Regions from separate parts of the Homo sapiens genome. Here region 2 is linked to region 1. A link is an interaction called in ENCODE POLR2A ChIA-PET data of the cell type or tissue named here. Cell type or tissue: CD4-positive, alpha-beta T cell. All regions are shown on one strand. Each heading gives the region's core, and the rest is flanking DNA. Links, peaks and the distances in the headings are about the cores only.

The links. ChIA-PET counts read pairs that join two places held together with the same protein. Peaks named below come from ENCODE experiments on the same cell type or tissue, not always from the same donor. Only the 100,000 strongest peaks of a DNase experiment are listed, where the experiment ranks them.
Region 2: POLR2A ChIA-PET joins it to region 1 with 12 read pairs; 12 of 35 experiments call an interaction of 5 or more read pairs at or near these places.

Annotation. Positions count from the first base shown.
Region 1 is chr1:26,372,655-26,388,171 of GRCh38, forward strand. ZNF683 (zinc finger protein 683) reads right to left here and starts at 96. Exons shown (of 6, transcript NM_001114759.3): 1 at 15-96. RefSeq lists a cis regulatory region at 5,384-6,277 and an enhancer at 5,600-5,809. In CD4-positive, alpha-beta T cell, for the core only: no CTCF peak of the experiment used is centred there; DNase peaks (open chromatin) are centred at 5,637 and 5,937; H3K4me3 peaks cover 499 bases; H3K27ac peaks cover 2,324 bases.
Region 2 is chr1:26,300,560-26,316,076 of GRCh38, forward strand. It overlaps UBXN11 (UBX domain protein 11), which reads right to left and starts at 6,077. Exons shown (of 15, transcript NM_001389556.1): 1 at 6,033-6,077; 2 at 2,254-2,359; 3 at 1,135-1,163; 4 at 367-465. The coding sequence starts at 2,324. RefSeq lists enhancers at 1,985-3,184, 5,868-5,917, 6,318-6,407. In CD4-positive, alpha-beta T cell, for the core only: no CTCF peak of the experiment used is centred there; DNase peaks (open chromatin) are centred at 6,142, 6,562, 7,012 and 8,027; H3K4me3 peaks cover 3,154 bases; H3K27ac peaks cover 3,312 bases.

The DNA.
Region 1 (15,517 bases), core at 2,873-10,872:
ACTTCCCAACCTACTCTGGTGATCATGGGCTTTCCTTGGCTTGGGTCTCTGGTCTGGGTCAAGGCATCTGCTCAGGTTCCTCAGTTAGAAGACCATGGTCCTCCCTTTGTGCTACCTCCCCAGGGCATGTGGGACAAAGTGACATCACATTTAGGCCTGTGACATCACAGGGCATGGAGGCTGACAAGACAGATGATCTGGGAGACGAGAGCAAGGAAGGGCTTGGCAGGCAGAGGCTGCTCCATGTGGGAACCTGAGGGAGTCTGTCTTAGCCCACCTCCTGGGACATTTCCTTGCCAAGCCGAGTCTTGTGAGCATGAGAAGAGGCATAACCCCTGTGGCCTCACACAAATTCTGGTGTGCGTGAGTCTGGCCCAGGGTACAAAAGCCCCAAGCAGCCATTAATCTCCACTGCAGCCCAGTAGACTAGCAGATCAGAAGCTAGTGCCACTGGCTGAGCGCAGTGGCTCACGCCTGTAATCCCAGGACTTTGGGAGGCCGAGGCGGGCAGATCACTTGAGGTCAGGAGTTCAAGACCAGCCTGGCCAACATGGTGGGACCCCATCTCTACAAAAATACAAAAATTAGCCAAGTGTGGTGGCACGTGCCTGTATTTCCAGCTACTTGGGAGACTGAGGCAGGAGAATTGCTTGAACCCGGGAGGCGGAGGTTGCAGTGAGCTGAGATGGCTCTGCTACACTCCAGGCTGGGCAACAGAGTGAGGCTCCATCTCAAAATAAAATAAAATACAATAAAAAAAGCCACTGGTCCTGAGGTGGCAGGTCTGTGGAAACTCCTCTCTACAACAAAGGCTGTGGTACCACATCCGGCTTCCAGGGCAGTGAAGGAAAGAAGGGGGTTCAGGGGAGGCTGCAGAATCTGTGCAGGGCTGGTCCTGGGGTGTGATATTTGGCCATGGTCCTGTCTACTTCCAGCCTCCCTTGATCCATCCTATTCTCCAAGCCTTGCTCTCCAGCCTTCTCAGACCTCCTGCGAGCTTTTCTAACATCTTTTAAACAAATTCCTTCTGCTTAACTCCTCCTGAAATGGTTTTTGTAGCTTACAACTGATAATTCTGCATTATACATGCCCAGAATAGAAGATAAAGTAACAGGGTTCCAGCTGGAATTGTCCAAGGAACAGAGTAAATAGCCACCTTTACAAACAGCTTTCTTGCTGTGTCTGGCACTGTGCTAGGGGCTTCATAAACTTTATCTCATTTAGTCTTCACAATAAGCCTGTGTGGTGGATTTTATTATTAGCAGCTCATCCAGAGTCACACAACAAGTAGCCAAGAGCTCTTTAGTGGTAAACCTCAGACTCTGCCATCTCTTGGCCATGTCAGCTTCCCCCACTACGACAGCCACCCCCTCATTTCTTTCTTTCTTGCTCTCTCTTCCCACATGCTGTTCCCAGTCCTTCCCCCAACTCCTCAGTGGCCCCCTCAGTATCCTTCAGCGTAATGGAGGGGCTTAGTTCACCAAAACTCTACTCCCTAAAAGGAAGAGCCCTCTCAGACCCCCAGGCCACAAGCCCGCCTCCCCTGCTGTCTTGCTGGGAATCACAGGGAAGTGAGGGGCACCGAGTGAAGTTTCCTCCCCTCCAAGGCACTTCCCCACACACCTTTGGCTTCCATCTGCCAGCTGTGCTCCCTCCTGGCATCACACTCTGCTCCCAGCTCTCAGAACACTTTGCACAACCTCTCTGTTAGAAAAAAATAAAAAAGGAAATGGCCTTGGAGATTTCCAGGTCTCCAATCCTGAAAGCTCCCTGGCTTGGCTAGGAAATGCCCCAGGAGGTGGGCTGAGGACAGACTCCCTCAGGTTCCCACGTGGAGAAGCCTCTGCCTGCCAAGCCCTTCCTTGCTGTCATCTCCCAGATCATCTGTCTTGTGTCATCCATGCCCTGTGATGTCACAGGCCTAAATGTGATGTCACTTTGTCCCACATGCCCTGGGGAGGTAGCACAGAGGGAGGACCATGGTCTTCTAACTGAGGAACCTGAGCAGATGCCTTGACCCAGACCAGAGACCCAAGCCAAGGAAAGCCCATGATCACCAGAGTGGGTTTGGGAAGTGCGGACAGAGGGGGAGTAGGGAGCTGACTCCAGGTGCAAGGGGCACATTCGGGAGGCCTCTGAAGAGGAGGTGCCTCCACATTAGGGGACAAGAGCTGGAGGGGCTGGGTCCTTGGGCTCCCGGTGCTCACTGCACACTTTCTTCTTCCTTTCGTTAGTTGCAAAATAATACATACTAGTGGTAAACATTTCAAACAACAGAAAATGTAAAAACGAAAAATGGAAGCTCCTCCTCCTTCGCAATTTCCCAGTGGTCAATGTGAATTGTTTAGTGTTTACCCTTCCAGACATTTTTCTATGAACCAACAAACAGGTAAATTGATTTTTTTAATTGCTTTTTTTTTTCCTAAGGAATGAAGTGACTTATTGAAAATGAAAGTACACTCTGCAGTGTGGGAGCAGGCCTGAGCATAGGGGCTCAAAGGCCCCATTACAGAGTTTTTGAGAGTTTAAATACCTTCTGCTTGTGGTACGCCCTATGTAAATGAAGAGAATGAAGTAAAGTTACAATGTCATGTACTCAGGGAGAAGCTATTTCCTGTCAGAGCTGAAGTGTGAATTGGCCTTATGTTTCCTGCCTCCAGCCCCTATTTTCCTGCCTCATCTCCCCGCTAAGAGATGTGATTGTGGTCCCCGTAAATCTTCACGGGAGGCAGAGGGACCGATGGTCTTTTTCCTGGGACTGCTTCATGCTGGCATGGGGCGTAGTCCCTACTTATTGGGGATCATGGAACCCTCACCTTGTTCTGTCTAGTGGAGGCAGGGTAGCTTCTTGATGGCCAGGGGTGGTGTCTTCACCTGGACTGGCTGGAGCCTTTGTTGCATGATCATCTGAAGCTTGATGGCCTCCTTTTGCTGGTATGCCAGGTTTCTGGGCTCTCTTTCCCTGAGCGGCCCTTCCTCCGGGCTGGCTGGCCAAAATATGTCACTGGTGGGGGGTGTCCAGGTTCTTGGCATCTTGAACAAAGAATTGGACAAAAAGCAGAAACAAAGCAACGAAGAAATGAAGGGATTTATTGAAAATAAAGTACACTCCACAGTGTTGGAGTGGGCCTGAGCATAGGGGCTGAAAGGCTAAATTGTGTTTTATACAAACATGGGAATATATTGATGCACATTGCTCTTCCGGGTTTTCTTTTCTTTTCTTTTCTTTTTTTTTTTTTTTGAGACAGAATCTGACTCTGCCTCCCAGGTTGGAGTACAGTGGTGTGATCTTGGCTCACTAGCAACCTCTGCCTCCTGGGTTCAAGCAATTCTCCTGTTCAAGCTGGGACTACAGGCATGCGCCACCAAGCCCAGTTAATTTTTTTGTATTTTTAGTAGAGACGGGGTTTCACCACATTGGCCAGGCTGGTCTCAAACTCCTGACCTCAAGTGATCCACCCACCTTGGCCTCCCAAAGTGCTGGATTACACTTTGGGAGCCACCATGCCCAGTCTCTTCTGGGTTTTCTAATAATCCATTGTGGGCATCATTTCATGCCCTGAACATACCTATCTGCCTCCTGCTTTTTCCTGACTATATAATGTTCCATTGCAGGGTTGTGCTTAATATGTAGCCTTCCCCTGTTGGTGGACATACGGGTGGGATCCAATTTTCCCCTTTCTACACAAGGCTGGAAAAGACCTCCAGACAGAGTCAGTATGCGGAATGGTTAAGAATACGAGCTCTGCTGGATTTAATCCCAACTGGGTAAACTTATGGCAAATCACTTAACCTCTCTGTGCATCTTTCCTCATCTGTCAAATGGAGATAATAATAGCACTTGCCTCATAGAATTATTTCCAGGTTTCCTCAAGATAATCCATGTAAAGCCCTTAGGATGGTGCCTGGCCCAAAGCAAGCACTTGACCAATGTGGATGACTATATTGTACATTACCCTTTACCTAGTTAGGCAAGCATCTGCAAGTCAGCTTCTTAAAAGTGTTAAAATTTTGATGGTTATTCCTGACCCATTTTGGAAGATCGAAATTTGGGCAGCACAATTGGAGAGATTAACTACATTTAGTTTTCTTGCTTTATTTATTGACCCTTCCCTGGTTGGGGATCATTGCTCTCATTCAATGCAGTCTTCTCCTACCCCATCCACACACCACAATAATAATAGCTCTTGGCATGGGAGCCCTCATTATATGCCAGGAACCATGCAAAGCCATTCCACACGCTTTGTCTCACTGGATCAGCAGAGTGACTCTGGGAGATGAATGCCATTATTCCCATTTTAGAGGCAAGAAAACTGACACTCAGATAAGGAAAATGACTCACTTAAGATCAGATGACCTGGCTGGGCGTGGCTCATGCCTGTAATCCCAGCACTTTGGGAGGCCGAGGCGGGTGGATCACCTGAGGTCAGGAGTTCAAGACCAGCCTGGCCAACATGGTGAAACTTTGTCTCTACTAAAAATACGAAAATTAGCCGGGCATGGTGGTGGGTGCCTGTAATCCCAGCTACTTGAGAGGTTGAGGCAGGAGAATCGCTTGAACCTAGGAGGCGGAGGTTGCAGTGAGCTGAGATCGTGCCATTGCACTCCAGCCTGGGAGACAAGAGCAAAACTCAGTCTCAAAAAAAAAAAACCAAAAAACACCACATGACCCCAAAGTGGAAAGCATAGAAACAGAGAGTAGAAAGGTCTTTACCAGGGGCAGGGGCCTGGGGTGTAAGGGAAATGGGAGATGAAGGTCAAAGGGTACAAAGTTGCAGTTACTTAGAATGAATAAGTCTAGAGCTGTAACATACAGCATGAGGATTATAGTTAGTAATATTATATAGTAGACATTTGCTAAAAGTAATTTTAGGTACTTTTACCGCACACACACACAAAAGGTAACTGTGAGGTGATGGATGTGTTAAATTGCTTGACTGTAGTAATCACTTTACTGAGCATATGTGTATCAAAACATCATGTTGTAGATCTTAAATATATACAATTTTAAAAGAAACACATGACCCAAGTTGAGGTTGTAAGTCCCAGAGGTGAGGGAGAGCTTAGGGAAGACTTTCCAGGCATTTGAAGAAGTAAAAAGTGCCACAAATATGTTTGGTAGAAGGGGCTCCCAGAAAAATTAAGACAAACAGAGGCCATCTTGAAACGAGCTGCAGAATTAGCATCTGGTACCCTGCAAGAACGTCATTCATTCACATATTTATTTGCCTTTTCTTTCTTCCTTCCTTTCTTTCTTTCTTTCTTTCTTTCTTTCTTTCTTTCTTTCTTTCTTTCTTTCTTTCTTTCTTGTTGTATTTTGGTAGAGACAGGGTCTGGCTGTGCTGACCAGGCTAGTCTCAAACTCCTGCCCTCAAACAGCCTCCCAAAGTAATTCACATATTTATTAATTACCAGCTATGTGTCAGGCATTGGACTATTTTCTGGGAATACAGCCCATAGAAATATGACTCAGACCTTGGAATTACATTCCGGCTATCAAGAAGCTTGCTGGATGTTGTGAAATGGAAAGTAATGTACATCTGAGCTTATTATTAGGAGGGTAGGGGCTGGAGGAGCAAAGTAGAACTGGGGGTGGGGTTGGCTGACTCATGCACCAAGAAAGGGAGACAACGGAACCACAGCCAGAAGCCCCACTTCCTCCCTGAAAACCTTAAAAACTTCTTCAACCCATATCCATTGCCACCTCCAACCTTGAGGCCAGCCAGCTGACTTCCCAGTCAGCTCAGCACATGGGTCCAGGACCTCTGTCACATGGACACTTTTGAGAGGCACCAGGTAAGGACCCCAGGTCAGGAAGGGATCTGGGACGTCACTGGCTTAGAGGTTAAGCAGCTGTAGGGTGTGCCTCCACAGGCAGAGCTGAGGGTGGGGCTGACAGTGCTCTTGCCTGGCTCTGCTCTGTGGTTGACACCTCCCTCCCTCTGCCTGACACCCACATGCTTATCTCCCCAGACAGCCCAGCTGTCAGTCTGTCAGATGCATTTGAGTTGGCCCTTGGCTTCACACCCCAAGGTGGGGAAGAGATCTTGAGTTAAGGCGTGCCTGCTCTTACATTTGCAGAAGGGGCCTACAGACACTCTTGCGTCTTCCCCTGCACCCATCTGTGACCTTCCAATCCTTCTGTGGGTAAAATTGCAGATGCATCTTCAAATGATATCCAAGGTCATGCCACTTATCCTCAACCATTCCAAGAGAATAGGAGACAAGAGGTCACCTTGCTTGGATTCAAATCCAGCAGAGCTAATGTAATCTGAGCCACTGTGCAAAACTGCCCACCATGTACATGTATGTCCTTTCCAGCCTGGTGTGGAACGGGGCAAAATTAAAGTCCACCTATATGTCTACCATTAGAGGAAAGCTACATATTATGTACATCCATGCATCAGAATACTATGCAGCCAGGAAAAAGCAGGAGGTAAATTTACTCAATGCCTCCTACATGCCAAATCTCTTTATGATCATCTTATTTAATCGTCCTCAAAATTCTCCAAGTTGGCCAGGCATGGCGGCTCACACCTGTAGTCCAAACAATTTGAGAGGCCAAGGTGGGAGGATAGCTTGAGCCCAGGAGTTTGAGACCAGCCCGGGCAACATAGCAAGACCCCCTTCCCTACAAAAAATAACTAGGCATGATGGCATGGGCCTGTAGTTCCAGCTACCTGGGAGGCTGAGGCAGGAGAATTGCTTGAGCCCTGGAGGTCAAGGCTGTAGTGAGCCATGATTGTGCCTGCCACTGCACTCCAGCCTGGGCAACAGAGTGAAACTTTATCTCAAAAAAAAAAAAAAAAAAAAAAAAAAACTCTCCAAGGTAGGAATTTTTAATGTCTCCATTTTATGGATGAGCAGACAAGACTCAGCAAGGGTATACCAGGTAGTATCAACTCAAATGCCTACAGTGGCCATGTAGTTAACATAAAGTGATCCAAGAATAAGTATGATAAAATTGTTTCCTGACACTCAGTCTTGGTTTCAAGCTTCCAACAGGGAAGGGTTGGGACTGAGGCAAACCAGAGAGCATGGTCCATTCTTAAAGATCAGCCACTACTCAGAATAATCAGGGGCCAGTGTTGCCAGTCTTCCAACTTTTCCAGAGAATCTGAAAATCAGGAGTTGTACATGAAATCTCCATATTTTTTAAAAGAATGGCTCCAATGTCTTTTTTTTTTTTTTTTTTTTTTTTTGAGACAGAGTCTTGCTCTGTCACCCAGGCTGGAGTGCAGTGGCATGATCTCCCTATTGGAGATCATGGAACTCTCACCCTGTACTGTCTAGTGGAGACAGGGTAGCTTCTTGATGGCCAGGGGTGGTGTCTTCACCTGGAACTGGCTGGAGCCTTTGTTGCATGATCATCGGAAGCTTGATGGTCTCCGCCTCCCGGGTTCAAGAGATTCTTCTGCCTCAGCCTCCCCAGTAGCTGGGAAGACAGGCACGTGCCACCACGCCCGGCCAATTTTTCTATTTTTAGTAGAGACGGGGTTTTGCCATGTTGGCCAGGCTGGTCTCAAACTCCTGACCTCAGGTGATCCACCCGCCTCGGCTTCCCAAAGTGCTGGGATTACAGGCGTGAGCCACTGCGCCTGGCTCTCCAATGTCTTAAAGTAATGTGTATGCCAATCAGAATAGGTCTGTGTGTCAGATTCAGCAGCCTCTGCCCAAGGTCCCAGAGCCTAAGACCTTTCCACATTTCTAGCTGTCTCCAAAGCCATGGCCTTGACTGTTTTCACTAAACACTTAAATAATGTCAAATCTTCACAAACTCTTCCAAAAAACAGAAGAGGAGAGAACATTTCCCAACTCATCCTATGAGACCAATATTACCCTGATATCAAAAAACAATGACAGGCTTGCTGCAGTGGATCATACCTGTAATCCCAGCACTTTGGGAGGCCGAGGCAGGAAGATTGCTTGAGCCCAGGAGTTCAAGACCAGCCTGGGCAACACGGTGAAACCCATCTCTACAAAAAAAATTTAAAAATTAAAAAAAAAAACAAAGATCATAAGAAAACTACAGACTAATATCTCTTGTGAGCACAAATACAAAAATCCACAACAAAATAGAAGCAAGCAGAACTCAACAACATATAAAAAGGGTTATACATCATGAGTGAGTGAGTTTTATCCCAGAAATGGTTTAACATGCAAAAATCAATTACTATAATATACTATGGCAGTGGAATAAAGGACATGATCATCTCAATAGGTGCAGGAAAACGATTTGACGAAATCCACCACTCCTTTTTGGGATAAAATACACTCACCAGGCCAGGTGCAGTGGCTCACGCCTGTAATCCCAGGACTTTGGGAGGTCAAGGTCGGTAGATCACCTGAGGTCGGGAGTTCAAGACCTGCCTGACCAACATGGAGAAACCCTGTCACTACTAAAAATACAAAATTAGCTGGGCATGGTGGTGCATGCCTGTAATCCCAGCTACTTGGGAGGCTGAGGCAGGAAAATCGTTTGAACCCGGGAGGAGGAGGTTGCGGGGTGAGCTGAGATCGTGCCATTGCACTCCAGCCAGGATAACGAGAGTGAAACTCTATTTCAAAAAAAAAAAAAAAGACGACTCACCAAACTGGGAATAGGGAACTTCCTCACCCTGATAAAAGGCTTCTACAAAAAGCACACAGCTAAGATTGAATTTAGGATGAGAGGTGAGTTGTTTTCCTCTTCAGATCAGGAATGAGACCATATCCACCCTTACCACTTCTATTCAACACTGTCCTAAAGGTTCTAGCCACGGCTACTAGGCAAAAAAAAAAAAAAAAAGAAAGAAAAAAAAAAAAGAAAAAAAAAGGCACCCAGATTAGAAATTAAGAGGTAAAACTGTTTGTATATACAGAGGACATAATCTTGTACATAGAAAATCCTGAGGAGGCCCGGCTCGGTGGCTCATGCCTGTAATCCCAGCACTTTGGGAGGCTGAGGCAGGTGGATCACCTGAGGTCAGGAGTTCAAGACCAGCCTGGCCAACATGGCAATAAAAATACAAATATTTACCGGGCACGGTGGCGGGTGACTGTAATCCCAACTACTTGGGAGGCTGAGGCAGAAGAATTACTTGAACCCAGGAGGCAGAGGTTGCAGTGAGCCGAGATCACGCCATTACACTCCAGCCTGAGCAACAAGAGTGAAACTCCATCTCAAAAAAACATAAAGAAAGAAAGAAAATCCTGAGGAATCCACAGAAACCTATTGAAACTAATGCAAGGTTGCAGGATACAAAACCAACAAATGGTGCTAAGAAAACAGAATACCTACATACAAAAAGAGTTGTATCCCTGGCTGGGTGCAGTGTGGCTCATGCCTATAATTCCAGCACTTTGGGAGGCTGAGGCAGAAGGTTCGCTTGAGCTCAGGAGTTTGAGACCAGCCTGGATAACATGGCAAAACCTCTTCTCTACAAAAAAAAATACAAAAATTAGCCGGGCGTGGTGGTGTGCGTCTGTACTCCCAGCTATTTGGGAAGCTGAGATGGGAGGATCACTTGGGCCTGGGAGGTCAAGGCTGCAGTGAGCTGTGGTTGGGCCACTGCACTCTAGCCTGGGCAACAAAGCAAGACCCTATCACAAAAAAAAAAAAAAAAAAAAAAAAAAAAAAGTTGTGTCGGTTTCTCTTATCATATACAAAACTAAACTCAAAATGCATCGTATACCTAAATGTAAGAGCTAAAACTCCAAAACTCTTAGGAGAAAATATGGGAGCAAACCTTTCAGACCTTGGGTTAGACAAAGCTTTATTAGACACAACACAAAAAGCACAAGCAACAAAAAATAAAGTAGGAAAATTGGATTTCACCAAAATTAAAAGCCTTTGTGCTTCATAAGATTCAATCAAAGGAAGTGTAGGATAGCTGTATATATATTTTTTAAAATAAAAATAAAATAGGCTAGGCATGGTGGCTCACTGAGCGAGACTTTGTCTCAAAAAAAACCAAATAAATAAAATAAATAAATAAATAAAATAAAGGAAAATAAGCATTGTTGGTGGCCGGGTGCGGTGGCTCACCCCTGTAATCCTAGAACTTTGGGAGGCCAAGGCAGGTGGATCACGAGGTCAGGAGTTCGAGACCAGCCTGGCCAACACGGTGAAACCCCGTCTCTGCTAAACATACAAAAAATTAGCTGGGTGTGGTGGCATGCGCCTGTAATACCAGCTACTTGGGAGGCTGAGGCAGGAGAATTGCTTGAACCCAGGAGGCAGAGGTTGCAGTGAGCTGAGATTGCATCACTGCACTGGGCAACAGAGACTCTGTCTTGAAAAAAAAGAAAAAGCAAGTGTTGTTGGCAAGGATGTAGAGAAATTGGAACTCTCATACATTGTTGGTGGAAATGCAAAATGGTCCAAGTGCTATGGCAAAACAGTTTGGTGGTGCCTCAAAGGTAAAGAATTAGCATATTCCACTTCTAGCATATACCCAAAATTGGAAACAGGTACTCAAACAAGCACATATGCATTCGTGTTCATAGCAACATTATTTGAAACAGCCCAAAAGGTAGAAACAGCCCATATGTCCATCAACAGATGAATGGATAAATTGTAGTGCATACATACAGTGGAATATTCATCCATAAACAGGAATAAAGTATTGATACATGCTGCAACGTGGAGAAACTCCAAAACATTATGCTAAAGCAAATAAACCAGACACACAAAAAGTCACAATTGTATGCAATTGTATGATTCTTTTTTTTTTTTTTTTTTTTTGAGATAGAGTTTCATTCTTGTTGCCCAGGCTGGAGTGCAATGGCGCGATCTCGGCTCACAGGAACCTCCGCCTCCTGGGTTCAGCGATTCTCCCGCCTCAGCCTCCCAAGTAGCTGGGATTACAGGCAAGCGCCACCACGCCCAGCTAATTTTGTATTTTTAGTAAAGACAGGGTTTCTGCATGTTGGTCAGGCTGGTCTCGAACTCCTGACCTCAGGTGATCCACCCATCTCAGTCTCCCAAAGTGCTGGGATTATAGGCTTGAGCCACCGTGCCTGGCTAATTTTGTTTTTGTTTTTTTTTTTTTTGAGATGGGGTCTCCCTTTGTCACCCAGGCTGGAGTGCGGTGGCACAATCATGGCTGCCTGCAGCCTCAACCTCCTGGGCTCAAGCAATTCTCCCACCTCAGCCTCCTGAGTAGCTGGGACTGTAGGCATGCACCACCACACCAGGGTAATTTCTTTTTTTATTTTTAGTAGAAACAATGTCTTGCTATGTTACCCAGGCTGATCTTAAACTCCTGAGCTCAAGCAATCCTCCTGCCTTGGTCTCCCAAAGTGCTGGGATTGCAGGCATGAACCACCTTGCCCAGCCCTAAAATGGTTGCTTTTAAGTTATATTAATTTCCCCTAAATAAATTATTTTTTGAAAAAGAATGTGAAAAGACAACCCACAGAATGAGATAAAATATTTTCAAATCATATCTGATAAGAAACTTGTATTCAGAATATAAAAATAACTCTTGCAACTCAATAATAAAAGACAAACAACCAAATTTAAAAATGGGCAAAGGATCTGAACAGACATTTCTCTGAAGAAGATATACAATTGGTCAATAAGTACATAAGAAGATGCTCACCATCACTAACCATCAGGAAAATGCAAGTGGAAACCACAGCGAGATACCATTTCACACCTACTAGATGACTACAATTGCACAAAAGAAACCAAAACAGAAAAAAACACAAATGTTAGCGAGATTACAGAGAAATTGGAACCCTTATACATTGCTGGTAGAAATATAAAATGGTACAGTCACTATGGAAAACAGATGGGCAATTCCTCAAAAAACTAAACAGAGGCCGAGTGCCTGTAATCCCAGCACTTCAGAAGGTCAAGGCAAGAGAATTGCTTGAAGTCAGAAGTTTGAAACCTGCCGAGGCAACAAAGTGAGACTTCATCGCTACCGAAAAATTTTAAAATTAGCAGAGTGCAGTGTCATGTGCCTGTAGTCCCATCTACTCGGGAGACAGAGGTGGGAGGATCACTTAAGCCCCAGGAGTTTGAGGATACAGTGAGTTATGACTGTGCCACTGCACTCCGGCCTGGGTGACAGAGCAAGACCCCGTCTCTGGGGAAAAAAAAAGGTTAAATGGCTGGGAGCCATGGCTTGTAATCCCAGCTACTCGGGAGGCTGAGGCGGGAGAATCGCTTGAACCCAGGAGGCAGAGGTTCCAGTGAGCCGAGATCGCGCCATTGCACTCCAGCCTGGGCAACAAGAGTAAAACTCTTGTCTCAAAAAAAAAAAAAAAAGAATCATACAATTGCATACAATTGTGACTTTTTGTGTCTGGTTTATTTGCTTTAGCATAATGTTTTGGAGTTTCTCCACGTTGCAGCATGTATCAATACTTTATTCCTGTTTATGGATGAATATTCCATTATATGTATGCAATACAATTTATCCATTCATGCCTATGCCGAGGCAGGAGGATTGCTGTGCCCAAGTTTCAGACAAGCCTAGGCAACATAGTGAGACCCTGTCTCTACAAACAAATTTTAAAATTAGCCAAGTGTGGTGGCACACACCTGTAGTCCCAGTTACTTGGGAGGCTGAGGTGGGAGGGTGGCTGGAGCCCGGAAGGTTGAGGCTGCAGTGAGCTATGATCATGCCACTGCACTCCAGCCTGGGCAACAGAGTGAGACCCTGTCTCAAAAAAAAAAAAAAGTATTGATACATGTTACAACATGAATCAACAGTGAAAACCTTTATGTTAAGTGAAAGAAGCCAGACACAAAGGCAACATATTATGTAGTTCTATTTATATGAAATGTACAGAATAGGCCATCCTGGCTAACACGGTGAAACCCCGTCTCTACTAAAAATACAAAAAATTAGCCGGGCATGGTGGCGGGCTCCTGTAGTCCCAGCTGCTAGGGAGGATGAGGCAGGAGAATGGCGTAAACCTGGGAGGCGGAGCTTGCAGTGAGCCGAGATCGCGCCACTGCACTCCAGCCTGGGCGACAGAGGGAGACTCCATCTCAAAAAAAAAAAAAAAAAACAGAAGAAAAAAAGAAAAAGAAAAGAAATGTACGGAATAGGGAAATCCATAGAGACAGAAAGTGGATTAGTGGTTGTTGCCAGAGGATGTGGGTTGGCGGGGGAGGGGAATGGAGACTGCATTATTTAGCATGATGAAGATGTTCTAAAATAAATTGTGGTGATAGTTGCACAACTCTATGACTAGACTAAAATCTATTGAATTGTACACTTTAAATAAATGAATTGTATAATAGGTGTATTATATCTTAATAAAGCCGTTAAAGAAAGGTAGAGAGAGAAAGAGAGAAATAGAGGAATATTCCTGCTCTCCTTACACTTGACTGCCTTCCTAGGGTTCCCCATAAACGCCTCCTGCTCGAATGGGAGCTCTAAGAAATGAGGGAACAGCTGAAGTTTCCACCAAAACCTATATGTCAGCATCCCCCACACAAAAAGCAGACCCTGGGTCAGGTAATTCGATGAAAAGCCACAGGCTCTACAGTGGCAGAAATGGTGGTTTGGCACTCAACATTCCTTCCTCCTCCTAGCGTGGCTTCCCGGACTGCACAGATGGAAAGTGAAAAACTACGTTTCCCAGACTCCCCTTGCAGCTGGGGCTCTGGATGTGAATGTGGATCTGCTAATCTAGATACATTTGGGTGAGATTTGGAAGGTGGAAGAAAAGAGGTTAAAGGCTTCGGATCAAAGCCATTTCTGCAGCAGTGTCAGCAGAAGTCTTAGGGTAAGGATTTGAAGCAACTTTTTTTTTCTTGTTTTTGAGATGGAGTCTCACTCTGTTGCCCAGGCTGGAGTGCAATGGCGTGATCTTGACTCACGGCAACCTCTGCCTCCTGGGTTCGAGCGATTCTCCTGCCTCAGCCTCCCGAGTAGCTGGGATTACAGGCATCCACCACTACGTCCGGCTAATAAAGTTGTTTTTAAAAGTTGCTTCAGCCTGGGTGCAGTGGCTCATGCCTGTAACCCCAGCACTTTGGGAGGCCGAGGCAGGCAGATCACCTGAGGTCAGGAGTTCGAGACTAGCCTGGCCAACATGGCAAAACCCCATCTCTACTAAAAATACAAAAATTAACCGGACGTGGTGGAGGGCACCTGTAATCCCAGTTACTCGGGAGGTTGAGGCAGGAGAATCACTTGAACCCTGGAGGCAGAGGTTGCAGTGAGTAGAGATCGCACCACTGCACTCCAACCTGAGCGACAAGAGCAAGATTCCATCTCAAAAAAACAAAACAAAACTTTAATGGAGTATAATAGATATACAAAAAATTGCTCATATTTAATGTGTACAGCTTGATGGGTATGGACATATGCATATACTTGCAAAACCATCACTACATTCAAGGTAATAAACAAATTCGTCACCTCCAAAGGCTTCCTCGTGCTGTTGTTATTATTGTTGTTGTTTTGTGGTAAGAACACATAACATAAGATCTAGCCTCCTAACAAAAAAAAAATTCTTTTTGAGACAGAATCTCACTCTGTCTCCCAGGCTGGAGTGCAGTGGCACAATTATGGCTCGCTGGTGCCTCGACCTCTTGGGCTCAAGCCATCCTCCCACCTCAGCCTCCCTGGTGTCTGGGACTACAGGCGTGTGTCACTATGCCCAGTGGATTTTTTTTTTTTTTCTTTTTTGAGATGGAATTTCACTCTTGTCACCCAGGCTGGAGTGCAATGGCACGATCTCGGCTCACTGCAACCTCTGCCTCCCGGGTTCAAGCGATTTTCCTGTCTCAGCCTCCCCAGTAGCTGGGATTACAGGCACCTGGCACCACACCCAGCTAATTTTGGTATTTTTAGTAGAGACGGGGTTTCACCATGTTCACCAGGCTGGTCTCAAATTTCTGACCTCAGGTGATTGACCCGCCTCGGCCTCCCAAGTGCTGGGATTATAGGCATGAGTCACTGCAGTGATGCAATCATAACTCACTGTAACCTCGACCTCCTGGACTCAAATCGATCCTCCCACTTCAGCCTCCCACAGTGCTAAGATTACAGGTGTGAGCCACTACGCCAAACAGAGAATGGATTTGAAGCCACATTGGTCTGATTCCAGAGCGTGAGCCCTTGTATCAGTGCTCTGTACTTGGACTTGTTACTTTTAGCCCATGATTCATTTTCCTTTCAGCTTGGGGAAAGAGTTGGCATCCTCCTTTCAATGAGAAAGCATCTCAATGAGCAACCCCCTGGATTGGATGGGCCACCACCCCAGAAAATTGGGGCAATTTGGGTACCACAAGGAGGGATTGGAAGGCAGCAGTTTCTTTGCTAGGATGGGGCCAAGATCTGCCAATCCTGATTGCTCACCCAAGGAGTCAGGAGAGAAAGATCCATTTACTTGACTGACATTGACCAAAAACAAGAGGTGTGGTTGGTGCCACAGGGCTGCAGGAGGAACTGGGCCCAGAGGCTTCTTAAAGAAGCACGTGATCAACAGCTGGGCATGGTGGCTTACGCCTGTAATCCCAGCACTTTGGGAGGCCGAGGCGGGTGGATCACCTGAGGTCAGAAGT
Region 2 (15,517 bases), core at 2,950-10,949, 72 kb before region 1:
CTAAGCAGACTGTCTAGGCGACTTTGGGCCTTGCCAGAGCCCTGCAGAAGCAGGAAGCTGAGCTCTACCCTCAGACTTCATCCCTCTCTGACCCTGAATCCTGAGCCCACTGATATCACACCTGGTAACTATAGCCACAGCCTGGCCTGGGGCTGGGGCTGGGGCTGGGCCTCGGCCTCCTGAGCTAAGGGTGGGGCTTGTGTGGCTTTATGCCAAGCCAGGTCCCTGCCACAATCAGCCAGGAGTGGAAGCAGCTGCCTCAGACCAAACAGGCGAGAGGAAGGGCCATGCCTCCCTAGGCCTTGCCCCGTCTCTGGGGCCCCCTCCTGCAGCCAGGACCCAGACCCTTCAGGCCTCTGCTCTCACCTTGCCGACTCACAGGGGCACCTATGCCGCCATAGCAGGAAGGGACTGAGATCTTTTCTTCTGAGCCACACCCATCACTCAACATGTCCACCTCATCTTCTGCAGACAGGGATGCCTAGGTCACCGCTCTGGGGCGGAGACCCAGAGGAAACTCAGGCCCTGGGCCCTCGCCAGTGTGACGCGGCCTATGCACTGTGCCCCAGGGAGTTTGAGGAGAGAGAATTCACAAGGCTGGGGAGCAAGGATCCAACCAGAATGGGGCTGTTTTGGAGTTCTTCCAGTCCTGCTCCCAGGGGGACTGGCATGGCCAATGCCAATGCCATGGTGGAGAGTTGGGGGGCAGGGATCCAAAGGCCTGAGCTACAAGAGTCAGGGTGGCAATGTGTGGACAGGCCTCCCGGGAGAAAGGCTGTCACACTGGAGGAGGCTGGAGGGGGAAGGGGGGCTGGGATCCAAACCCCTGGGCTGGGTAATCTCTTGGCCCTCACTTGGTTTCTAGGCACACACTGGCCAGTCCCACAGTGGGTCAAGGGGTTCAAATGTGAGTGGCAACATCTGTGCCAAGGGTATGGGGCCTCCTAATCTGAGAGCTTCCAGGAGGGAAGCCCAGCCCTCAGGGAGGACAGCATGGGAGCTGCACAGAACACGGTGGAGGCCGCTGCTCCAGCTGACAAGGGCCTTTCTCGTGTGATTTCTCTCCATCGGTCCAACTGTAGGAGGTGCAAGCACATGAGAGGCGAAGAGGGCACGAGGGCGGGGCACACTTACCATCTCCATAGATGCGGATTCCTCGCCTCCTGGGAACCCAGGCAGGAAGAAGGAAGAAATATAAGTTAGGGCCCCTGGAATGATACCAGGGATAAGGCTCTGGGCACCGGACTTCAGCCAAAGCTCAAAGAGATGGAAGCAGGGCCTCTAACTCCTGAGGACTTCCAGCCCCAAATCCCAGCCCCAGCCTGGGGTGAGACAAGGGACAGGCTTCGAGGTGTCTGACTTCACCCAGTGGAGAAGGATGGGGAAGGGGTGAAGAGCAGAGTCTTAGGTGGGAAGACTACAAGGCTTGCAAAGCCCATGAGCTCAGCCCCAGCTCTGCTCTGCAAAGGCTGTGAGGCCTGTTGCTTAACCTCTCTGAATCTTCTAGGCCTTAGAATGACTCAAAGTGGGGCCAGGCGCGGTGGCTGGTAATTCCAGCACTTTGGGAGGCCGAGGTGGGCAGATCACGAGGTCAGGAGATCGAGACCATCCTGGGTAACACAGTGAAACCCGTCTCTACTAAAAATACAAAAAATTAGCCAGGTGTTATAGCATGCGCCTGTAGTCCCAGCTACTGAGGCTGAGGCAGGAGAATCGCTTGAACTCAGGAGGCACAGGTTGCAGTGAGCCAAGATCGTGCCACTGCAATCCACAGCCTGGGCGACAGAGCGAGACTTGGTCTTTAAAAAAAAAAAAAAAAAAAAAAAAAAAAAGACTCAAAGTGGTATTCCAGAGAGCAAGAAGGAAGAGAGGTAAAAAATGTTTTGAAAACATGAAAGTGCTAGACAGATGTAAAAGATTCCCTTTACTGAACCCCACACAGGGCCTGGCCCAGGATAGGTCCGTAGACCATCTGTGTTTGCAGAATTAATCAATGAACAGTGAATGAACAGATGGGATGCCAAGCCACTCCTACAGGGCCCATACCTTACTAAAAGCACAACCCAGTTTATGCTCAGATCCAAAGTTGGGTGCCCCAGAAGAAGGTATAAAGAAAAAGACAGTGGTCAGGGAAGGCTATGTGGCCCTTCTTTGTATTCCCCAAGACACTAGGAGTCACTGTCCTCTGGCCATGGAAGGATAGAAGAGGATACAGAGGCGGGGACAGAAAGACCCCTGAGGCTGGCTCCTTACCCAGGATTCATAGGCTCCGAGGGCAGGGGCACTTTTCGGGTCTTGCTAAGGGAGGCCAAAGGTGAGCTCATAGTTCTACTTCTAGAATCCAGCTGTCAGGAACTCCCTAGAGGAATGCAGGAAGTCAGCCCCTGGGGACAGACTCAGGGCTCCAAGCCCAGGGGGTAGCCTGAAGTTTCCACTTCCCTGGCTACTCTTCCTAATGGGAAGCGCTGTCTAGGCAGCAGTACCTTTTGCCTCTTCCACTGTCTCCACAGAGGTTTCTGGAAGTTTCTGTTATCTGCCTGCTCCTCTGGGTATACGGCTTTCTGCTCTGAACTGAGAGACCTTTGGCCTGGTGGTGCTTGGGAAAGTACTGTGAGGGTGGGATGGGATGCAGAAATGAGTCAGAAGCCTGGAACTTTCCCAAACTTAGAGCCTGAAAATGCTACTACCCAGGAGGCTGTCCGTCCATCAGCCAGCTGGGTGACACAAAGCCCAAGTATCTCCTTCCCTCCCACCAGAAACCAGGTGCCACTCCCAACATCTCAGAGCCAGAGAGGCCAACCCACAGGCAGGATTCAATCAAGACACAGGCCGAGGTGGGTGGATCGCCTGAGGTCAGTGGTTCGAGATCAGCTGTCCGACATGGTGAAACCCTGTCTCTACTAAAAACACAAAAATTAGCTGGGCGTGGTGGCGTGCTCCTGTAGTCCCAGCTACTTGGGAGTCTGAGGCACGAGAATCGCTTGAACCCAGGAGGTGGGGAGGATGCAATGAGATGAGACTGCACCATTGCACTCCAACCAACCTGGGCAACAAGAGCGAAACTCCATCTCAAAAAAAAAAAAAAAAAAAAAGACACAGTCCATGTGACACCAAGGTTAAGATGCCAGGTTTTGCCACTCACTGGAGTAACCCACCCTCAGTTTCTTTTAGTATAAAATGGGGGTCGTAATAGTACTGGCACAGGCAGGGTTCTGAGCAGATTCAGAGATAACAGAGAAGGTCTAGCCCAGCGCCAAGCTCAAAGGAAGCACTGAAAAATGTGAGTTGGGGCTGCTGTTGTTTTTGCTGTTGCTGCCACATAGGAAGCACTCGTAAATGTTAGTTTCCTTTCCTTTCCTCTTCCTTCTGGAAAAAGGAGTGCACCTGAAGGACATAATCGAAGGCTACTACTCTATTCAGTAAATGACCTCAGGTGATCCGCCCCCCTCGACCTCCCAAAGTGCTGGGATTACAGGCATGAGCCACTGCACCCAGCCTGGACCAAATTTTTTAGGACAAATCCAAGAAGTTCCACTTTGAAGATGTCTGGTTCTGGCCTCAACCCTACTTCTGAAGTCAGTCAGCAAGGGAATCTATGCTGCCTGGAGGCAGCCTCCAATGCCTTCACTGCAGAGTTTGAGAATCATGCCCTGCCCCTTCCTTGGAAGGAGCCCTCCTCAAGGATCAGGCCCAGAGTTTCTTCACCCCCAGCATCCAGCCTCCCAAATCTGTCCCCACCCTGCCCCAGCCCCTGCCCTGTCTGGGCAGCCTCACGGGTTGTATGGCCAAGGCTCCCTTCATTAGTTCCCATGTGCTACCAGAGAGATCTTAAAACATAAAGCAGGCCGGGAGCGGTGGCTCATGCCTATAATCCCAGCACTTCTCACCCACAGAAAAAAATTCAAAATTCTGGCCAGGCACGGTGGCTTACACCTATAATCCCAACACTTTGGGAGGCCGAGGAGGGTGGATCACCTAAGGTCAGGAGTTCAAGACCAGCCTGACCAACGTGGCAAAACCCCATCTCTACTAAAAATACAAAAATTAGCCGGGCTTGGTGGCAGGCACCTGTAATCCCAGCTACTTGGGAGGCCGAGGCAGAAGAATTGCTTGAACCCAGGAGGCGGAGGTTGCAGTGAGCAGAGATTGCGCCATTGCACTCCAGCCTGGGTGACAGAGCAAGACTCCATCTCAAAAAAAAATTCATAATTCCTTGATATAGGTGACCTGGTCCCTGCTTATGTCTCCTGACCTCATCTCCCATCTTGCCGCCTCCCACACTTGAGCCACCTCAACTTCTAGCAATGCCTCAAATGCATGTGTATCCCCCCTGCCTCAACCTCAATCCCCCCACTCCCAGAACGGTCTCCCCACTCCTACCTGCACCCTTCCCTTGGCCAGCTAACTCTTTTTTTTCCCCTTCAGTTTGTTTTTCACTTATATTTTAGCTTTTTATTTGAAAATTATTATAGATTCACAGGAAATTAGGAAAATAGTACAGAAAGATCCTTTGTATCCTTCACCCAGCTCCCCTCAATACTTTTTTTGTTTTGTTTTTTGAGATGGAGTCTCGCTCTGTCGCCCAGGCTGGAGAGCAATGGCGCAATCTCGGCTCACTGCAACCTCCGCCTCCCAGGTTCAAGCAATTCTCCTGCCTCAGCCTCCCAAAGTGCTAGGATTACCGGCGTGAGCCACCCCACCTGGCCCATCTCTATAATTTTCTTACTTCAAAAAAGTTACACAAATGGAATTATACAGTATGCAACCTTTTTCATAAAACAGCTTTGAGATATAATTCACATATTTCACCTTCTTACAGTGTAATTTTCTTTTTAGTATATTCACAGAGCTGTACTACCATCACAATTTTAGAACATTTTCGTCAGCCTAAACAAACCCTGTACCCTTTGGCAGTCACCCCCAATTTACCCTCCAGCCCCCACCCCTTTTCCAAGGCAGCCTTAGGCAACCACAAATCTACTTTCTGTTCTATAGACTTGCCCACACTGCACATTTCATATAAATGGAATATATACTAAAATATACTAAAAATTGAAATTTACACTTTAAAGGAGTGAAGTATGTAATACGTGAATTATATCTCAATAAAGCTGTCATGGGAAAAAAAAACAAAACTCCTAAACCAAATCCAACATTTTCGTCAAACTCACTTCCTCCCACTTCCCCCTTCTTAATGGGACCCCATCACCCAACCACATTTTTTCTCTCCTTCCTTCCCTCTTACGCCATCTTGCCTCTTACATCAAACCCTGCAGGCTAAACTCTCTCACATATAGCTGCCCCTTTCCATGGCCACCGTCGGCCGTCCTAGTGGGACTCTCACTGCCCATTCTGGGGGCTGTCACATGGCTCCCAACTGACTTCCCTACTTCCAGTGTCACTCCAGTCCAGTCCGACACATTGTCTCCAGGTTAATCTTCTCCCAGATTACAAGGGCCCCTGAAGGCAAAGGCTGCATTTCCCTGTCCGTTTGGGGGGACTCCTGAGGGCAGGGGCATATCTCTTTCTCCTTCAGATTAGGGAGCCCTGAGGACAGTCGCCTAACTCCTTCACTTTGGGGCTTCCAAGGGCAGGACTGTGACTACCCCTCAGGCCAAAAGGTCCTTAAGGCAGAGTTGTCACCCACTTCAGACCTGGCTCTGAGAGCAAATCTCTGCACCATGCCTCTACATCTTTGGAACCAAACTCAGTGCTGTGCTTGACTCACAACATTCTTCTTCACACCTCCTCGGCCTCTCCGTCATCCCCAGAGCCCAGAGCTCTGGCGGGGACACGGTCCGGCCCGCTGCCAGGACTCCCTAATGCCCCCAGGACGCGCTCAGGGAGCGACGTCTATCACGATCTAACCCAGCCCTGGAGGCCGTGTCGCCTCCTTCCGCCTCCACGCGTAGTCATGGTAAGCAGGGTCTTGAACCTCTCCTGTGGGAGCCGCGGAGCTCGCAGGCCCTCGGGGCTCGGGCTCCAGCCTGCGTGGGGACTCCAGGGGCAGAAAGGTCTTAAGCCAGACTCACCACGCAGGGCCGCTAGCCGTCCCGCAGCGCCGCCATCTTGTTGTCACGCGGTTTCCTAGGCGACCAGGACCCGTGCACTTCTCATTGGCTAGTTTGAGGGAGGCCTGAGCAACCTGCAGACAGCGAAGGTGGATACAGTCGCCTGTGCTCGGATTCTATTGGCCCACAGAGTCGGTATTCTTCGCGGGCGAATCCCAGAATGCACCGCTCTGAGAGGGCTCCAGGTCCGGGGCGGGGTGGGGGGGGGGGGTGGTTCGTTCCTACCCTCAGGTGCGGGAGGAAGGAGCCTGGGATTAGGTTAATGAAACTGCTGGCAGCCTCACATTCAGGACCTGAATGTGTGATCCCGACAGTGCCGCTATTTTGCTAAATTGATCTTGGGAGGAATTATCCCTCTTAGCTTATTTCCCCATATGATCAGTATTGTAACACGAAGTACTGTAATACTTCACGGAGGCTGCTTTGAGGATGGATTGCAATGATGCAAGTACTTAATAAATGTTTCCTAAATCTGAGTTTCTGTGACAAATCCTTGACCAGATTGGCGCCCGGAAGGGCGGCCCAAATTCTAGTTCCCTTGTGTTAAGAGTTGGGTAAGACAATTTCCCCTCCCAGAGCCTCATCTGTAAAATTGTGTTGGATTAGACTCAGTCACCAAAACAGCTAAAGGCAGTTAAGACCACGAACTTTGGAATTAGGAGTCCTGGCTCCTTACTGTGTGTTCTTGGGCACTTTATACACCTTAGTTTTTATATCTGTAAAACAGTGATAATACCTACCCCCACTGGGTTGCCGTGAGGATTAAATAAGGTAATGCAAAGTACACGATTTTAAAGGGGAAAGCCGAAACAGAAACACCTGTAGAGAGCACTTTTTCAAAAACGTTTCCTGCTGTTAATCATCATCATCATCTCTTCACCCTTTCAGCTGTGATGGTCTGGGAGTTTATGATTTCTGATCTCAGGCACTCACTTCTTTGTGCCCAGGTTCAAAAGCCCTTTCTCTGCACAACCCAAGAGTGTTTTTCTGTTGCTTTTTTTTTTTTTTTTTTTTAATTTTCCGTTTGACTTTCTAGCCTACCACATTCAGGGAAGGGTAGGCTCTGCTCACTGCAACATCCGCCTCCCAGGCTCAAGCTATCCTCCCATCACAGCCACCAGTGTAGCTGGGACTACAGGTGTGCACAACAACGCCCAGCTAGTTTTTGTATTTTCTTGTAGAGACGGGGTCTTGCCATGTTGCCCAGCCTGGTCTCAAACTCCTGAGCTCAAGCCATCCGCCCATCTCTGCCTCCCAAAGTGGACAGCATTCTTTATATGCAAATTGGAAGCTAAAGAGAGCTACTACTACTGAGTGCCAAGTACCAGATGGTAACATGAAATTTACAGATGAGGGCCGGGCGTGGTGGTTCACGCCTGTAATCCCAGCATTTTGGGAGGCTGAGGCAGGCGGATCATCTGAAGTCGGGAGTTCGAGACCAGCCTGACCAACATGGAGAAACCCCGTCTCTACTAAAAATACAAAATCAGCCGGGCATGATGGCGCATGCCTGTAATCCCAGCTACTCAGGAAGGCTGAGGCAGGAGAATCGCTTGAACCTGGGAGGCGGAGGTTGCGGTGAGCTGAGATCGCACCATTGCACTCCAGCCTGGGCAACAAGAGTGAAACTCTGTCAAAAAAAAAAAAAAGAAAAGAAAAGAAAAAAGAAAAAAACAGATGAGAAAACAAGCTCAGGGTAGTACAGCGGCTTGCATAAGATTATAAAGGCAGGAAGCAGAAGTGGATTCAAACCCAGAACGGTCAGCCTCAAGAGTCCACGCTCTTCCTAGAAACTTTCACTCTGGTAAACAAGGCAGGCATAGATAAGCCAAGGAAGAAGGTGGTACAGACCTACTGCCAAGGGAGGAGTCTGGGCGGAAAGTGTGACTGGAGAGTGGACATAGGAAGAGCTCTCTTGTTGCTGAGCTGCTCCCAGAAAGTTTTCTGAGGTTTTAGGTATATGAAGATGAGAAAGACTGAGATCATGTCGGGGCCAAGTGTTTTTTGAGGTTGGACCCATGGTCAGGGTGAGTAGCAACTTCATACTGTCACCTTGCTCATGGAGATAAGCAAGCGTGGGAAGCAGGAGCTCTGGTCTCATGAGCCCTGCTGTGGTCTGCCCTCTGATTCCTGCCTCAGCAAGAACCAGATCGTGAGTGGCATTTACCCAGGCACCAGGATTTACCCCATCCCTTCTTCCCACCCAGGGCCTGGCTGTAGATTCCGCAGCAGGCAGACACTCAGTAAACATCTATTTCCTGGGAGGAAAATGGGAGCCCTCTAACCTGGCAGGCCAGTCGTTTGATTTTTTTTTTTTTTTTTTTTTTGAGTCTTGCTCTGTCACCAGGCTGGAGTGCAGTGGCACGATCGTGGCTCGCCACAACCTCCACCTCCCAGATTCAAGCGATTCTCCAGCCTCAGCCTCCCAAGTAGCTGGGACTACAGGCACACGCCACCATGCCCAGCTAATTTTTTTGTATTTTTAGTAGAGACGGGGTTTCACGATGTTGGCCAGTGTGGTCTCCGTCTCCTGACCTTGTGATCCGCCCACCTCAGCCTCCCAAAGTGCTGGGATTACAGGCGTGAGCCACTGCGCCCTGTCCCGAGTCAATTGATTTTTTTTTTTTTTGAGACAGAGTCTCACTCTGTCGCCAGGCTGGAGTGCAGTGGTGTGATCTCAGCTCACTGCAATCTCCAACTCTCTGGTTCGAGCAATTCTCCTGCCTCAGCCTCTGAGTAGCTGGGATTACAGGCAAGTGCCACCACCCCCAGCTAATTTTTGTATTTTTAGTAGAGATGGGGTTTCACCATGCTGGCCAGGATGGTCTCTATCTCCTGACCTCATGATCTACCCGCCTCAGCCTCCCAAAGTGCTGGGATTACAGGTGTGAGCCACCGTGCCCTTCTGGTTTGATTTTTTTTAAAAAAATAACATTTATTGGGAAAGTCAGAGCCTTATTATAAAAATATACAATTTCACTGGAGAAACTTGGAAAATAATAAGAGCCATCATTTGTTGGGGATACATTGTACTGTGGACCAGCATAACTTAACAACTCTATGAGGCTGGGCTCTGTCGTTTAATAGCTGGCTGTTCCTGCTCAAGATACTTCACTTGTCAGAGTCTCAGTGTCTACAAATGTAAAGTAGAGATACTAATAGAATCTACCTCCTAGGATTATTGTACAAATTAAATTTTCCATAATGAGGCACCGGCCCCAGCATGAGTGGGGACAACAGCTGAAAAAAATATATACACTATTTTAAAAATTCCTATAATGTTGTTGCATTATTGCTCCTGAAAAGGTGTTCTTCTTTTCTTTCTTTGCTCATTTATTTATTTTTAGAGACAGACTCTGTCTATGTTGCCCAGGTTGGATTTGAACTCCTGAGCTCAAGGGATCCTCCAGTCTCGGCCTCTCAGCCTACCAAGTAGCAGAGACTATACCCTCTTGCCACTGTGCCCGGCCCAAAAAGGAGGAGTTTTTGGCTGGGCACAGTGGTTCACACCTGTAATCCCAACATTTTGGGAGGCCGAGGTGGGTGAATCACCTGAGATCAGGAGTTCGAGACCAGCCTGGCCAACATGACGAAACCCTGTCTCTACTAAAAAATACAAAAACTAGGCCAGGAGCAGTGGCTCATGCCTGTAATCCCAGCACTTTGGGAGGCTGAGGTGGGTGGATCACCTAAGGTCAGGAGTTTGAGACCAGCCTGGCCAACATGGTGAAACCCCATCTCTACTAAAAATACAAAAATCAGCCAGGTGTGGTGGCATGCGCCTATAATCCCAGCTACTTTGGAGGCTAAAGCAGGAGAATCACTTGAACCCAGCAGTCGGAGGTTACAGTGAGCCAAGGTCGCATCACTGCACTCCAGCCTGGGCAACAAGAGCAAGACTCCATCTCAAAAAAAAAAAGAAAGAAAGAAAAGAAAGAAATACAAAAATTAGCAGGGCATGGTGGCGGTCGCCTGTAATCCCAGCTACTCGGGAGGCTAAGGCAGGAGAATTGCTTGAACCTGGGAGGCTGAGGTTGCAGTGAGCCAAGATTGCGCCACTGCACTCCAGCCTGGGCGACAGTGCCAGACTCTGTCTTAAAAAAAAAAAAAAAAAAAAAGGTGTTTTTTCAAAAACAAAATTATAAAAGAAACCAAGAGTCTAAGCTCATCTGATTTTTTTTTTTTAACCTATATTTCTCTTCCCACATCTTAGAAGGTCTGGAAATCTCTGAGGTCTCCAGGCTCACAAGACTTGAGTGTTGTGAGGGCCTTGGAGACCCATCCGACCACTTCCAAGCTGGAAGGATTCCCTCTGGACTTCTGAGATGGGGTCGCCCAGCCTCATCTTGATCGCATCCAGTGGTGGATATTCAGTCTGATGATGGTGCAAAGGCCCTGGCCTGGGAGGAGGGAGGTCTTGAACAAGGCTCTTTCTGGACCTGTTTCCCACCTGCAGGGTGAGGAAGTAGACCCCAGCTCTGGGGCTAGATGGTTCTGGAAGTCTCTATTCTTTTTTTTTTTTTTTTTGAGACAGAATCTCACTCTGTTTTCCAGGCTGGAGTGCAGTGACGTGATCTCAGCTCACTGCAAACTCCAGCTCCCAGGTTCAAGCGATTCTCTGCCTCAGCCTCCCGAGTAGCTGCGATTACAGGTGCCCACCACCATGCCCAGCTAATGTTTTTGTATTTTTTAGTAAAGACAGGGTTTCACCATGTTGGCCAGGCTGGTCTTGAACTCCTGACCTCATGATCCACCCGCCTCAGCCTCCCAAAGTGCTGGGATTACAGGCATGAGCCACCATGCCCGGTGGAAGTCTCTATTCTTTTTTTGAGATGGAGTCTCACACTCGTTGCCAAGGTTGGAGTGCAGTGGCGCGATCTTGGCTCACTGCAGACTCTGCCTCCCGGGTTCAAGTGACTCTTCTGCCTCAGCCTCCCGAGTAGCTAAGATTACAGGCACGTGCCACCATGCCCAGCTAATTTTTGTATTTTTAGTAGAGACAGAGTTTCACCATGTTGGTCAGGCTGGTCTGAAACTCCTGACCTCGTGATCCGCCCGCCTCGGCCTCCCAGAGTGTTGGGATTACAGGCATGACCCACCGCACCCAGCCACAAGTCTATTCTTGAGAGTGGACAGAGTCTGCTTTGCTTTTAGGTCATTTCCTGAAAGAGCCTTACAGTTATGACCCCTCTGAGGTTAAAGAGTTTATTGAGTTCTACCAGCTCAGGAAGTAAAAGGTAAATAATAAAGGAGTTCCTCCAAGTCTCTTTAGCAGAATACAAATCTAGCTATCTCTTCCACCTTCTCCCTTCTCCACCCACATCACCACCACCTTAGACGAAGCCCTCATCATCTACAGCTTAGCCTGATATTTAGAGCCCTCCTATTTTGGGTTCCGCCTTTCTCACGTTCCAGAAACCGTCATGTTCTCCCCTACGTTCTGGCCTCTCCTTCCAATGAGAACATCCTCTCTTGCCTTTTCCATTTGGGAAAATTCCCACTCGATCCTTCAACAAGTTCAAATGTCCCCTCCCCCATGAAATCATCTCTGGTTCATCCCCACTCCCCTGCAAGCAGAACCACACTCTAAAATCCACTGTCTAAAAGCCCTGCTGCCATTATAGCATTTCTTTTTTTTTGAGACAAAATCTCTTTCTGTCACCCAGGCTGGAGTGCAATGGCAGGATCTCAGTTCACTGCAATCTCCACCTCTGGGTTCAAGCGATTCTCCTGCCTCAGCGTCCTGAGTAGCTGAGATTACAGGTGCATGCCACCACGCCCAGCTAATTTTTTGTATTTTCAGTAGAGACAGGGTTTCTCCATGTTGGCCAGGCTGGTTTCAAACTCCCGACCTCAGGTGATCTGCCCGCCTCGGCCTCTCAAAGTGCTGGGATTACAGGCATGAACCACCACGCCTGGCCCATTATAGCATTTCTTCTTCAGTTTTGTGATTTTCGTATGGGTCTCCCTGCTGGACTATAAATTCCTCAGGGGAAAGGACCCTCACTCATTCACCTTGCCTGACACACAGTAGGTGTCAATAAATTAATTAAAAGAGTGAATGAGGCTGGACACAGTGGCTCACGACTGTAATCCCAGCACTTTGGGAGGCCGAGGTGGGCAGATCACCTGAGGTTAGGAGTTTGAGACCAGCCTGGCCAACATGGAGAAACCCTGTCTCTACTAAAAATACAAAAAATTAGCTGGGCGTGTTGGCATGCACCTGTAATCCCAGCTACTCAGGATGCTGAGGCAGGAGAATCGCTTGAACCTAGGAGGTGGAGGTTGCAGTGAACTGAGATCCCGCCATTGCACTCCAGACTGGGCAACAAGAGCAAAACTCTGTCTCAAAAAAAAAAAAAAAAAAAAAAAAAGAGTGAATGAGCAAAAGACTGAATGGATAGGTGGGTGCGTGGATAGGTGAATGAATGGGTGGATGAAGATTCACCTTGGATGCTGTATGATGCTACTGAATCCCAGCCCTGTCTCAGTGAGGATGAAAAATTCAAGGCGGATCACACTGTGACGTGTGCTATAACTCTCTTCTCCTTCCTCCCTCCCTGCTGTATTCCATTCTATCATTGACCAAGGACATTTGGAGAACCTGGCCTATGTGAGACTGTGCTAGGCCCCAGGGACAGTCATCAAAAGACACTGTGGAACTGGGATGGAATTGTGATCTAAGGTGCTTTGCATGCCTGGTCTTCTCTTGTTCTGCAGGTCTCAGCACACACATTTCCTCTGAGTGGTCTTTCCTGACCACTGACCTAGAATATATCCTCCCCACATTTCACTTCTTCTTCTTCTCACATTACCCCCTTGATTTCCTGATGCCATTTGTGAACATCTGAAATTACCATTGTTTTTTATTAGTCTTCCCCCACTCAAATATCAGCTCCATAATAGCAGGGACCATGTCTTTATGTCACTGTTGTATTCCCAGTGCCTAGTTCAGTACCTGGTACACAGCAGGCACCCAATAAACACATTCTGCTCTAATAATACTTTCTTACGATCTTTACTTCACTTCACTAATTTTCTCTTCAGTTGTGCCCAATCTGATGTTAAACCTATCCACTGAGTTCCTAATTTTTATTACCATATTTCTCAGTTCTAGAATTTCCATTTGGTTCTTTACTATAATTTTTTTTCTTTTTTTTTTTTTTTTGAGACTTAGTCTTGCTCCATCGCCCAGGCTGGAGTGCAGTGGCACGATCTCGGCTCACCACAAGCTCTGCCTTCCAGGTTCATGCCATTCTCCTACCTCAGCCTCCCGAGTAGCTGGGACTACAGGTGCCCGCCACCATGCCTGGCTAAGTTTTTGTATTTTTAGTAGAGATGGGGTTTCACTTTGTTAGCCAGGATGGTCTCGATCTCCTGACCTTGTGATCGACTCGCCTCGGCCTCTCAAAGTTCTGGGATTACAGGTGTTAGCCACCGCGCCCGGCCGGTTCTTTACTATAATTTCTAGTTCTCAATCTTGTCCTGCTGCTCAGAGGGCAGAAGAGGAAAATGTCTTTAAGTAAGCATAGTTATTTGAAAATTTGATTGATTATTCCATTATCTGGATCTTTTGTATAACTTTCTATTATCTGTTTCTGCTTTTTGGTCATGTTGTCTTCAATTTCTTTGAGGGTTGGGCTGTTGTTTCCTGTTTACTCTCACTCCCCGTGGTCCAACCCAAAGCCTAGGTGGGGGGAGTTTGTCAGGGCTCCCCTTTCTTAGAGAATCTAGAACTATAGTTTTTCTCCCATACATTTGTAAGTATGTGAAGATGAGAAAGCTCAGCTCAGTTTCTCAGCTGTCCCCTCTGCAAGTGGCATACTTTTAGGAGGAAAGCAGCTCCATATAAAGGGCTTGCTTCTCTCAGTCCCTTATTTCTTTTCTGCATTGGTAACTTTTCAGTACTGACTTTACTGTTGCCCCATAGTAAATATTTACTGGATGAATAAATGCAGGACTACTAGGCTCGGAGGTGGGAATAGATCTAGATGAATACACGCACTCATTCTTCCGGCAGTCCCTGACACCTACACTGTGCCATGTTCTGTGCTTCGCTGAGTAAGAGAAGTGACAAAATCTAGTCCCAACCCACAAGGGACAGACCATATTCTTGGTAGACACAATCTTTAGAACAGAGGTCAACAGAAAGGGCCCTTCGAACATTTAGGAACTTTGAGTTTCCTAGGGAAAGTGGAAAGTTTCCCTGGGGAAGGGGCTTCTAAGCTAAATCTTGAAGAATAAAGAAGAGTTTGCAGTCTGGGCAACATAGCAAAACTCCACCCTCCACCACCCCAAAAATTAGCTGGGCATGGTGGCATGCACCTGTAGTCCCAGGTACTTAGGAGGATGAGGCGGGAGGATTGCTTGAGCCCAGGAGTTCGAGGTTACAGTGAGCTATGATTGCACCACTTGTACTCCAGCCTGGGTGACAACGGCAAGAACCTGACTCGAGGGGAAAAAAAAAGAGTTTGCCAGGTAAAATAATTGGAGAAGGGCTTTCCTTGCAGAGGAAATACATGGACTGTAGAAGATACTCCTCAGGGTGTCAGGAGGTGAAAATGAAGCTTCTGAGGTTTGCAAGAAAATGTTTACAAATAAGAGTCTGGCATTTAGTATCCTCGCATGCATCTCCAGCATGGGAAACTATAACACGGCTGGCCCCAGGCTCGTCCTGTCTGGCTGCCTCTTTGTAAGAGGGGAGAAGATTGCACAGTGTGATGGAGCTCATTTTCAGCAGAGTAATCTCAGACTTCAACACGGGTATCCTGTCTTCTGGGCTGGTGCCCTTCTGGCACAGGACACCTCCCTGACTCTCATGAACCCCAGAATCACTCACCCCCACAGGCACACCAAAGACAGCTGAGAACTTGAGTCAAGGGTGAGGAGAGACCTCTGGGTGAAAGGGCAGGGATGGGGAAAGAGGGTGATGGATGGCTGGGGACTCCTCCCTCTTCTCTCCCTCCCCGCCCCTCCCTCTCCACTTCCTGGCTTTCTCTCATCAGCTTTGACTCTCAGTTCTTCTTTTCTTCTCTTCTCTTTTTTTGAAATGGAGTTTTTCTCTTGTCGCTCAGGCTGGAGTGCAATGGCACGATCTCGGCTCACTGCAACCTCCTTCTCCCGGGTTCAAGTGATTCTCCTGCCTCAGCCTCCCGAGTAGCTGGGATTACAGGCATGTGCCAGCACACCTGGCTAATTTCTGTATTTTCAGTAGAGACAGGGTTTCACCATGTTGGCCAGGCTGGTCTAGAACTCCTGACCTCAGGTGATCCACCCACCTCGGCCTCCCAAAATGCTGGGATTACAGGCGTGAGCCACTGTTTCCTGGCCTTTTTTTTTTTTTTTTTGAGACAGGGTCTTGCTCTGTCACCCTGGCTGGAGTGCAGTGCCACAATCATGGCTCATTGCAGCCTGGGCCTCCCAGGTGCAAGCAATCCTCCTGCGTC